2 separate regions of the Mus musculus genome follow, and region 2 is linked to region 1. Evidence: chromatin contacts called from ENCODE Hi-C or POLR2A ChIA-PET data. All regions are on one chromosome and are shown on one strand. Each heading gives the region's core, a stretch centred on a gene start or an enhancer-like site at or near the end of the contact. The rest is flanking DNA. Distances are from core to core; before and after follow the strand shown. Region 1 overlaps Magi1 (membrane associated guanylate kinase, WW and PDZ domain containing 1). Region 2 overlaps Magi1 (membrane associated guanylate kinase, WW and PDZ domain containing 1).

Region 1 (4,268 bases), core at 794-3,293:
TGTGATAAAAGCCTTAAATAAAATCCCCTTAAAGTCAAAATGGCAACAAGGTGACAAGAGTGGTCCCAGGGGTCCCATGAAAAGAGGTGCTGACCTCCTTAACATAGGAGGCCAATGACTATTTTGAGTGTGTGTGGGGGTGGGGGAAATCTGCTCTGCTCTCTCCTCACACACAGTCATCCTCTACCTCTGTAATCCATACCCAGGGTCCTGATGCCTCCTGGCAGATGTACCAATTGCTCCCAAACACCACTTCAAATAGATTACACTTCCGAGAAAGCATCACAAACAAATTTAAATTCGATCTCTGTATTAAAGGGCAAAATGGGCTTAGGGTGCAAATTGCACAGGAGTTGGAAAACTAGGGTTTTAATGCCAGTTTGCTTTTAATTTACCAGGTGGTCTTTAGCAAGCCAATAAACAACCTTCTGTCTTCAATTCCCCATATACAAAATAATTACCTAAACAGTAAAACACTGAGAGGCAGGGTGTATAGCTCAGTGGTAGGGAACCTGCCTAGTGAGGCCCATGTTGGAGTCTCAAATGGAAAACCAATTTTAAAGACCTAAAATTTTAAAACCACAGCACTGAAACTGTATTCATGAGGACTGTCAAGATCTTATCTACTAAGAGCATAAGCACAGCAAGGTTCAGCAGCAGTCTGTAATCTCAGTATGTGAGAGTCTGAGGCAGGAGGGTTACTAGTTTAAGGCTAGACTACCCCCCCCCCAAAAATCAAAGAATTTATTTACAAATTGGTTTTGTCATTCAATACAATAAATACGTATTTCAAGAGATTTCATCTGTCTTAATTCTTTACAACCTGGGTTTATTGAGACTCTGAAAAAATATTTAAGTAATCAGAAAGATAATTCAAGGTACAGATTTCAAGACAGACTAAGGGTGGATGATCACAGAAGGCCCAGTGTCAGAACTTCCATGGCACAGGGGCACTGAGGGAACAGAGCTCCCAGGAGACACCACTGTGAGCATGACTTTGGGCCACCACTTTTCCAGTACAAATTTTCTTACATGAAAAAACAGAGTTCAAGACTACCATAGCTGAGAGTCTACTGTAAAGAATCCATTCTACAATGGAGCTAACCAAATATGCCGCACTGTGTACAAGAACATTTAGTTACATTTAGCTTCAGAAATTAAATCAAGTAGATATGCTACTATCTCCTAGTCATAGATAATAAAGTCAGGGCACTGAGTTCATGGCCATTCATCCAAGGGAACAACTGAACAAAACTCAAACAGTTGAGACCCTGAGTTTTCCCAAGTATGAATGTTTCTGGGAACATGGGTCCTACATTAGCATTCAACCTAGAGAGCTGTGCCTCTTGGCCAAGGGTACAAGGAATCTTGTGTATGGGCCTAATGATATTTCTAACTTACAGAAGGAACTCAGAAGCATCCAAGCAGCCACATTAACAGGAGTAGCTTGGTAGTCCTAAGAACGTTAGTAAGCATTCACCAGATGATTTCCATTCAGGGTTAACTAACTGTGCATTGAGGAGACCGTGTTCTCTAGTTTTTGCACAGAAACTCATCTCCACTTATCTTTCTAAATTTACCCAAGTACCTGTGATAACTGCTCTGAAGAGGAGGTGATATTAAAATGCCTTCCATCATTCACAATGGCCATGGTACGGAGACATGAGAGCCTCGGCAAGGCTGATAGCAAAGGCTAGACCACGGGGGTGACGCCACAAACACAGTGATGAGGTCAGAACTGGGTCAGAGGGTGCATGTCCGTAGTCTCACCACTGGGGAGCTGGAGACAGATGCATGGTCAGTTTGAGACCAAGCTGGGGTACAAAGTCATATTTCCATCAGGGACCACACATCTCACTCTTCCTGTTCCTAAGCCATCTTCCGTGTGGGAAGTTCCTCAGCTTCCTGAGTGGCTGCCAACAGGAAACACATGCACAACAATAGCATCCAGAACATTCAATCCTGACAGGTAACTTTCTTTTCATGAATTCTGAGAATCACTCTGACCTACATATGAGCATGTGCGAGGAAGGTTAATGGGAACTGGTTGTGTAGACTCCCCTGGGAGAGTCCCTGGGCCCACCGCCAGACGCACTGGGCAGGCATTTCTTCAGATGCTAACAACAGAAGCCAAAAGAAAAGTCCTTTCTTATGTGGACATGCTATAAAAGAAAAAGAAGAAACAGCCCCAATGGACCAGAGATATGGCTAGGTCAGTAAAGTACTTGCCTAGCATGCACAAAGCCCTGGGTTCAAGACCGACCCAGCACTGCATAAAACTGGGTGTAATGGTGCATGCCTGTAAATCTAGCATTTTGGAGGTGGAAGCAGGAGTATCTGAAGTTCAAGGTCAGTATTGGCTACATGAGACCTCCAGGAAGGGCAGGGGAAGGGAGGAAGGAAGGGAGGAGAAGGGAGGGGAGAGGAAGGGAGCATTTCAGTCTGAGTGTTGGGTTGCCTGGTGACAGGGAATCCACTCTACAATGCTATCCTCTGACCCTCGATTCATAAGCCTACTCCAAACACAATTAACAGCAAATTTAAAAATATATATATACTTTCTTAATAAAAAGAGTGCTGCACAGATTTTGGCAGCAGGCCCAGCACACTTTTGAAGGAAATAGTGGTAAATACCCAAGGTCAACAGACTCTGAATAACTTAGGCCCATTCTTTTCAAATCTGGAAGAGTTCATCTGACTTAACTTCAAGTTGTAAGTTCCCCATCTAGAAGATGGTGAGGACTTTGACAAACCATCCTGTTGAGAATAAAAGGGACATTCTCTAAAAGGACAAAAGGGGGCAGAGTGAAGAAGAAAAAAACAGGAAGGAAAGAAAGTGTGCATGCAGAAAATTAACAAGTCCATCTCACAAGGAAGAAGTCAGGTGCACCTAGCTACCCACATGAGAAATTCGTAAAATTCTGTATCTTCCCAGTTTTTTTTTTTTTTAACATGGCACTTATTTATCAGCACAAATTATACCAAAAAGTTAAAGTCACCGGTCTGGAAGTACCATGGATCTTAAGCTCCAGAGCACAAATCAAAAGCTGTTATTAAACCTTAGCCAAGGGCTGGAGGGATGGCAGGCACAGAGGAGCAGTAATTCCTGGCTTGCACCAGGCCCTACGTGTGATCCCCTACAGTCTCTGAAAAGTAATTAATTAAAAAGGTAAATGAGAAGCTGGGGAGATAGCCTAGTCAATAAAGACTCCGCTGTGTAAGTGTGCAAATTAGAATTCTGATCCCCAGAATCCACTTAAAAACCAGGCACACACTGGAGGCTGCCTCTAATGACAGCTTTCAGGAGCAGTCACCAGGAATCCCAAGGACAAGCTAGTCAGCCAGACTAACCAAGTGGGCAAACTCTGGGCTCACTGAGAGGCCCAGGCTCAGTCAATACAGTGGAGCGTATTGAAGGACGATAGCTAACACCAACCTCAGGCTTCCACATGCCCGCCCACACATGCACCTGCACATAAATGTGCCAATACACATGCAGACATACATATACCACACATACAAAAGCAGATCCAGGAGTCCAAAAGTCTGCAAATGAAAATAAGGTATCAAAATTTCACCATACCAAAAAAAAATTATTGAAGTTAGGTTTTGTATTTGTATTTGTAAAGCAAGTTGGGAACAATTATTCAAAGTAAATTACTCCTACAACATTCTCACTAGCAATTTCTAGCATGAAGGAACAGTAATACAATAATTCTGAAATATGACCCTCAAAAATGAACAGAAGTCTTTTATAAGCAGGGTGGGTCTTCCTAAGAAAGAATTTAATACTTGTTATACAAATCTTTGCAACAGTGATAAACAAGGTTATTCCTAGAATTGCACAGACACTGGCAATGTGCTAAAACATACTGCTAGACCACCCGGTTTCAATGGCTCAACTACCAACATGTACAGTTCTCAAAATATTTTGTTTAAAGAAAGATTTGATGTTTTAAACAATGACATCAAAGGGCCTAGTATGTGGCTCAGTGGTAAAACATTTACCCAGCATTCTTGAGGGGCTGTGCTCAACCCCAACAACTAGGGGCAGGTAGACAGGGGCACTAGCATATCCAGTAGTGAGAGCTAAGATGCATTCCTGGGTTGCCTCCAGGCTGCCCTGCTGCAAACCATTCCGATCTTATTTCCCATCTCACTCGCAGATAGGGGGGAAGACCACAGAGCAGGAACAACCATTTATCTTTCTGTTTCTGCATATTATCTCCAGGCTTTTCATAAATGTAAAATAAAACCCCCTCAGTGAA
Region 2 (4,268 bases), core at 690-3,189, 110 kb after region 1:
GCGACAGTCTGAAAAACCTATTACTGCCAGCAATAGACAGGAAGAAAAACAAAATCCCACCTTTGAACACAGAATATTGCCAAGGAGTTTAAAGTCTGAAATTTTGCCAGAAAGCCAAGTAAGGAATTTTGCATTTGTGGCGTATACATACACACATTATGTATATGCATGTGTTTATATATAGCTATATGCATTTGTAAATGAATGTGTACATATGACTAAAACAAACTAGAGAGACTTACTTTCAGCAAGTGCCAAGCCTTGACAATCCCAGATTGAAGCTTTTTCATTTGTTTATGCTCTGGCCATCCTGTGGTACCAGAACATGAGGAGTATCTAAGGCTACCACATAAAACTGTTTGGCGAAAACACATTTGCGTATTTGAATAGAGACACACAAATGAAGAACGAGACTGAGTTCTTAAATTTTGTTTAGGATTTTTTTTTTTTTTTTTTTTTTTTTGGCTTGGCGATCTTATAGAGGGGTGAGGTGCAGAGAGAGAGGACAGGCTCAGACAGACACTGAGAATTGTGTGACTGTGCTATATGCACATGAGGGAGTGGAAGAGTAGATGTGCCCCTGCAAGTAAGTGTAAAACCAGAGAAGGGCTGTGTGTCTTCCTTTATTGCTCTCTAACTTACTCTCTTGAGACAGGATCTCTCACTAAACCAGAAGCTCATTGGAGGAGGAAGAGGAGGAAGAAGAGGAGGAAGAGGAGGAGGGGGGGTGGTAGTAGTAGTTTGTTTGTTTGCTGGTTTGTTTGTTTTTTGCTAGGCTGACCAGAGAGCTCTCTGGCCTCCAATTCTGGGTTTACAGGCATGCACCATGCTCAGATTTTTCCCTGAGTGCTGAGGATTTGAACTCAGGTATTTGTACTTGCAGGCCAAGATCTTTTACTCACTGAACCATCTCCCCAGTCTCATGGTATTGGAGGATGTTTGTGTGCACTGTGTAAAGATTATCCTTGTATTATTCAAGAGCTGATTTCTGAACTGGCAGAGATCTGATTATAGGCCAGATTGGGTATTTCTAAGAATCTCCTACCTTAGTATTTTAAAAACATAGTTCTCCATCACCTTCTGATTGGTTAAAATAAAAAGCCTACAGTAAGGTGGGACTGGGGGGGGGGGGGCGCGGAACTCTGGGAAGGAGTCAAGTGGGGGAAGATTCACCACCCAGACTCAGGGAAGTCAGACTTATGAAACTGAGGAGAGGTAGCCAGACATGTAGCAGAGCACAGAATAGTAAAAATGGGTTAAAGCCAGGCATGGTGGCACACGCCTTTAATCCCAGCACTTGGGAGGCAGAGGCAGGTGGATTTCTGAGTTCGAGGCCAGCCTGGTCTACAGAGTGAGTTCCAGAACAGCCAGGGCTATACAGAGAAACCCTGTCTCGGAGAAAAAAAAAAAAAAAAAGTAAAAATGGGTTAATATAAATTAAGAGCTGGTTGGGGAGCAAGCCTAAACTAAGGCAGAAAGGAGTATAAATAAAAATAAGCCCCCATGTCATTATTCAGGAACTGGAGCAGATCATAGTCCTATCTTTAAAGAGTACACCTTCCACGTACTTTCTACTGAGCATCACCATACAAAGGCTAGGAAGCAGATACACACAGAAAACATGTGGAGTCCCTAGTGCTCCAGAGAGGTGTACATTCTGGCCCTGACCCAACAGAACTAACTTCATCAGCTCCATCTCATTATCTCTCACCAGCTCCAGGTCGCCATGGTGCTCCCAACTCCCCAATGACACACTGTGTCTTTTCCTGTATTATTAATTAACTGGCAAGTGTCAAGTTGCCAATGAATAAGACCATGAGAACACCAAGAAGCAGAAAAGCTGGACATCCACCCCCCACCCCACCCCACCCCCACTTAACTGACGCCTGATAATCTACAGACAAACCCTTCTGACACAGCATGCCACCACACAGTCCCACTGCATTCAACTGCACAGGAAGGGGAAATGATGCAAGCGCCAGGCTCACTGCCGGACTACATCCTAAGCTGCTGGCCTCACTGTGCCGTAGTGGTTAGCATGTCAGGCCTCACTGTGCCGTAGTGGTTAGCATGTCAGGCCTCACTGTGCCGTAGTGGTTAGCATGTCAGGGTTCATCCAGGACACTGGGGTAGAACTGTGCAGAGGCTGCATGCAAATGAGGAAGGATACTGCAGACAGGAAGAAACACCGTGTACACGGTGTAGACAGACCATTCCACTTCACTTGCTATACTTTCAGGGGGAGGGGATACAGGATGAGGATGGGGCAGAACACCTACATAGCTGTTCTCTAGATCTTACAGGGATTCCAACCCATGCGCCCTACTCTGAGCACAGTGCCACACAGCTGTGAGGGCATCTGGACCTTCTCAAATAAGTCTGCATCCCCAGGGACTTCACGCAGTCAAGCTGGAGACTTCCAGGTTGGGCCACACAGCATCAGGGAAACCAGGGACTTCAAGTCTTCATCTCTTCCCTCTATAAGTCCCCAAAGTGAGGACCCCCACTATGTGGGCCCTGAACCTGGTGAGTGCTACAGATACAGTGAAAGAAAACTAGCAACATCTTTAACCTTACCACAGCTTGGTGCCGAGCAATGAGGGGAATGGCCCATAAATGCTTAGCAACAGCTGTGCTGGGGAGCATGCAAGACTTCCTTTAAAAAAAAAAATAGTGGTCACTGAGATAGACCTATAGAACGGCCAGGGTTAACCAGGAATGTGGAGGAACGGCATGCCATAAGAGAGGAAAGGTGACTGCAATGGCCTGTGGCAGCATCATTAGAACAGTGTGGCATGACACTAGGGAGAGAAGCAGACACCAGACCTTAGAGGCTTTTACATATCCAGAAAGATGCTATCAACTCTGCTAAGTCCCTGCTGGCTTTAAGCAGGATACACCAAGTGAAGAGAAGAAGAAAACAAAAAGGTGAAGGGTTTTACTTGAAGAAGATGCAGACCCACAGACAATCCATAAAACAATTTCTCTTGTCTTCCCTTAGACCTAGGTCTACAACGTGGGTATGCGTGTCTCTGGTTTCAACCCTACAAGGCAAACCGTGTCTCTTTTCCTTTCAAAGAAATCAGCAAGAAGTAGCCTGGTGCTAAACCAAAACACCAACACTACAAAGCTGGTGAGTCCACCTTGTGACTGCTACAGGATGTTAGAGGATACGTGACGATCATTAAGACTCATAAAAATAAGGAGTACCCCAAATCCAAGCACTGTGCTTACATCATAGGGCACAATCATGCAACTATCACAAGGGGACTGAAAGGATTAACCCCTAAGAGTGACATTTAACACACAATAGGTGGCCCTTAAAGATCAACTAACTTTATACAGCATTGGTTCTCAGCCTGCCCTCGAGAGCACATTAACTCTTTAAGCCAGAAAAGGGAGAAGGGGGCAAAAATAAATTTATTATAAAAAAAAAAACTTATTTTTGGTGTGGATACAAAGAGCATGAAATTGCTTTTTATCCCTACTCTTACTCCACAATGGACCAGAAGATGAGGCGTCTTGAGTCTAGGCTGAAAGGAATCCCAGGGCTTATAACCATACACAGTGATCTGGGCGGTTCACAAAGGGCTCCCCTTGCCTAGCACCCTGTGAGCTCAGAAAGCCTGAGACTCCTGGTCAGCATGAGTCTCTGATGCCTAACAAAAGCCTGCAGCACACAGGAAAAGGTGGAATGAAAGAAGCTGAGACCCTCTGACCAGGGTGATCAGAACGGCTGAAAAGAAAATCACCACTTCCTGGGTGATCGACCCCTGGCAGCTTTCTAATGAACACAGGCTTTCTCTGGCCTGGCTAGACTCCAATGTCATTAGTAAAGCAGTTACCTAAAAATCGCCAGGGTCTCATTTTTTGTAAAATGTAACTTCCTTTGCAGGATTTCCAGTTTGTGGGATGTGGAGGAAGTTGTAGAAACCTTGCTTTATTTCATTTTCAACTTTCTTTGCATACCACACACCACCAACTTGGGTATACACAGTGATAACATGCAGGAGGTAATCTTATAGATGGCTGATCCTACCCAGTGCTCCTGCTATCCTTAAAAAAGCACCAGGGCTTCAAAACTTTCTCCTTCATGAAAATCAAGTACAACCCATGACATTTTAGTGGCTAGCGGTCTGCTGAATCCCTGGGGAACTGGAGTGGCATCAATGTGGACAGGGATCCCTAGCTGAGAATCGGAAGAGAGGGCTGATCCTCCTCCTCTTCCAGCAGGAGAGTCATTCAGAGCAAATGCTGATGCTGGTGGA

What was found. A loop is a pair of places that touch in the nucleus more often than their neighbours do. ChIA-PET counts read pairs that join two places held with the same protein, here RNA polymerase II (POLR2A).
Region 2: a map of Patski shows a loop between it and region 1 (1.9-fold over the local background). The contact joins two enhancer-like sites. A Hi-C loop is called at or near these places in 1 of 37 maps with a recorded cell type or tissue (Patski). POLR2A ChIA-PET finds 5 or more read pairs at or near these places in 1 of 5 experiments (Patski).

The regions. Positions count from the first base shown.
Region 1 is chr6:94,143,733-94,148,000 of GRCm38, forward strand. All of the region lies in intron 1 of Magi1 (membrane associated guanylate kinase, WW and PDZ domain containing 1), which reads right to left. The region is part of intron 1 of 4930511A08Rik (RIKEN cDNA 4930511A08 gene); the gene reads right to left. Among named protein-coding and RNA genes, the nearest start is that of Gm52867, 82 kb to the right of the region's middle. Within about 2 kb of position 2,044, at least 1 of the 3 ENCODE cell types and tissues checked has a DNase peak (open chromatin) inside an H3K27ac peak, as active enhancers do.
Region 2 is chr6:94,252,117-94,256,384 of GRCm38, forward strand. The region is part of intron 1 of Magi1 (membrane associated guanylate kinase, WW and PDZ domain containing 1); the gene reads right to left. Among named protein-coding and RNA genes, the nearest start is that of 4930511A08Rik, 17 kb to the left of the region's middle. Within about 2 kb of position 1,940, at least 1 of the 3 ENCODE cell types and tissues checked has a DNase peak (open chromatin) inside an H3K27ac peak, as active enhancers do.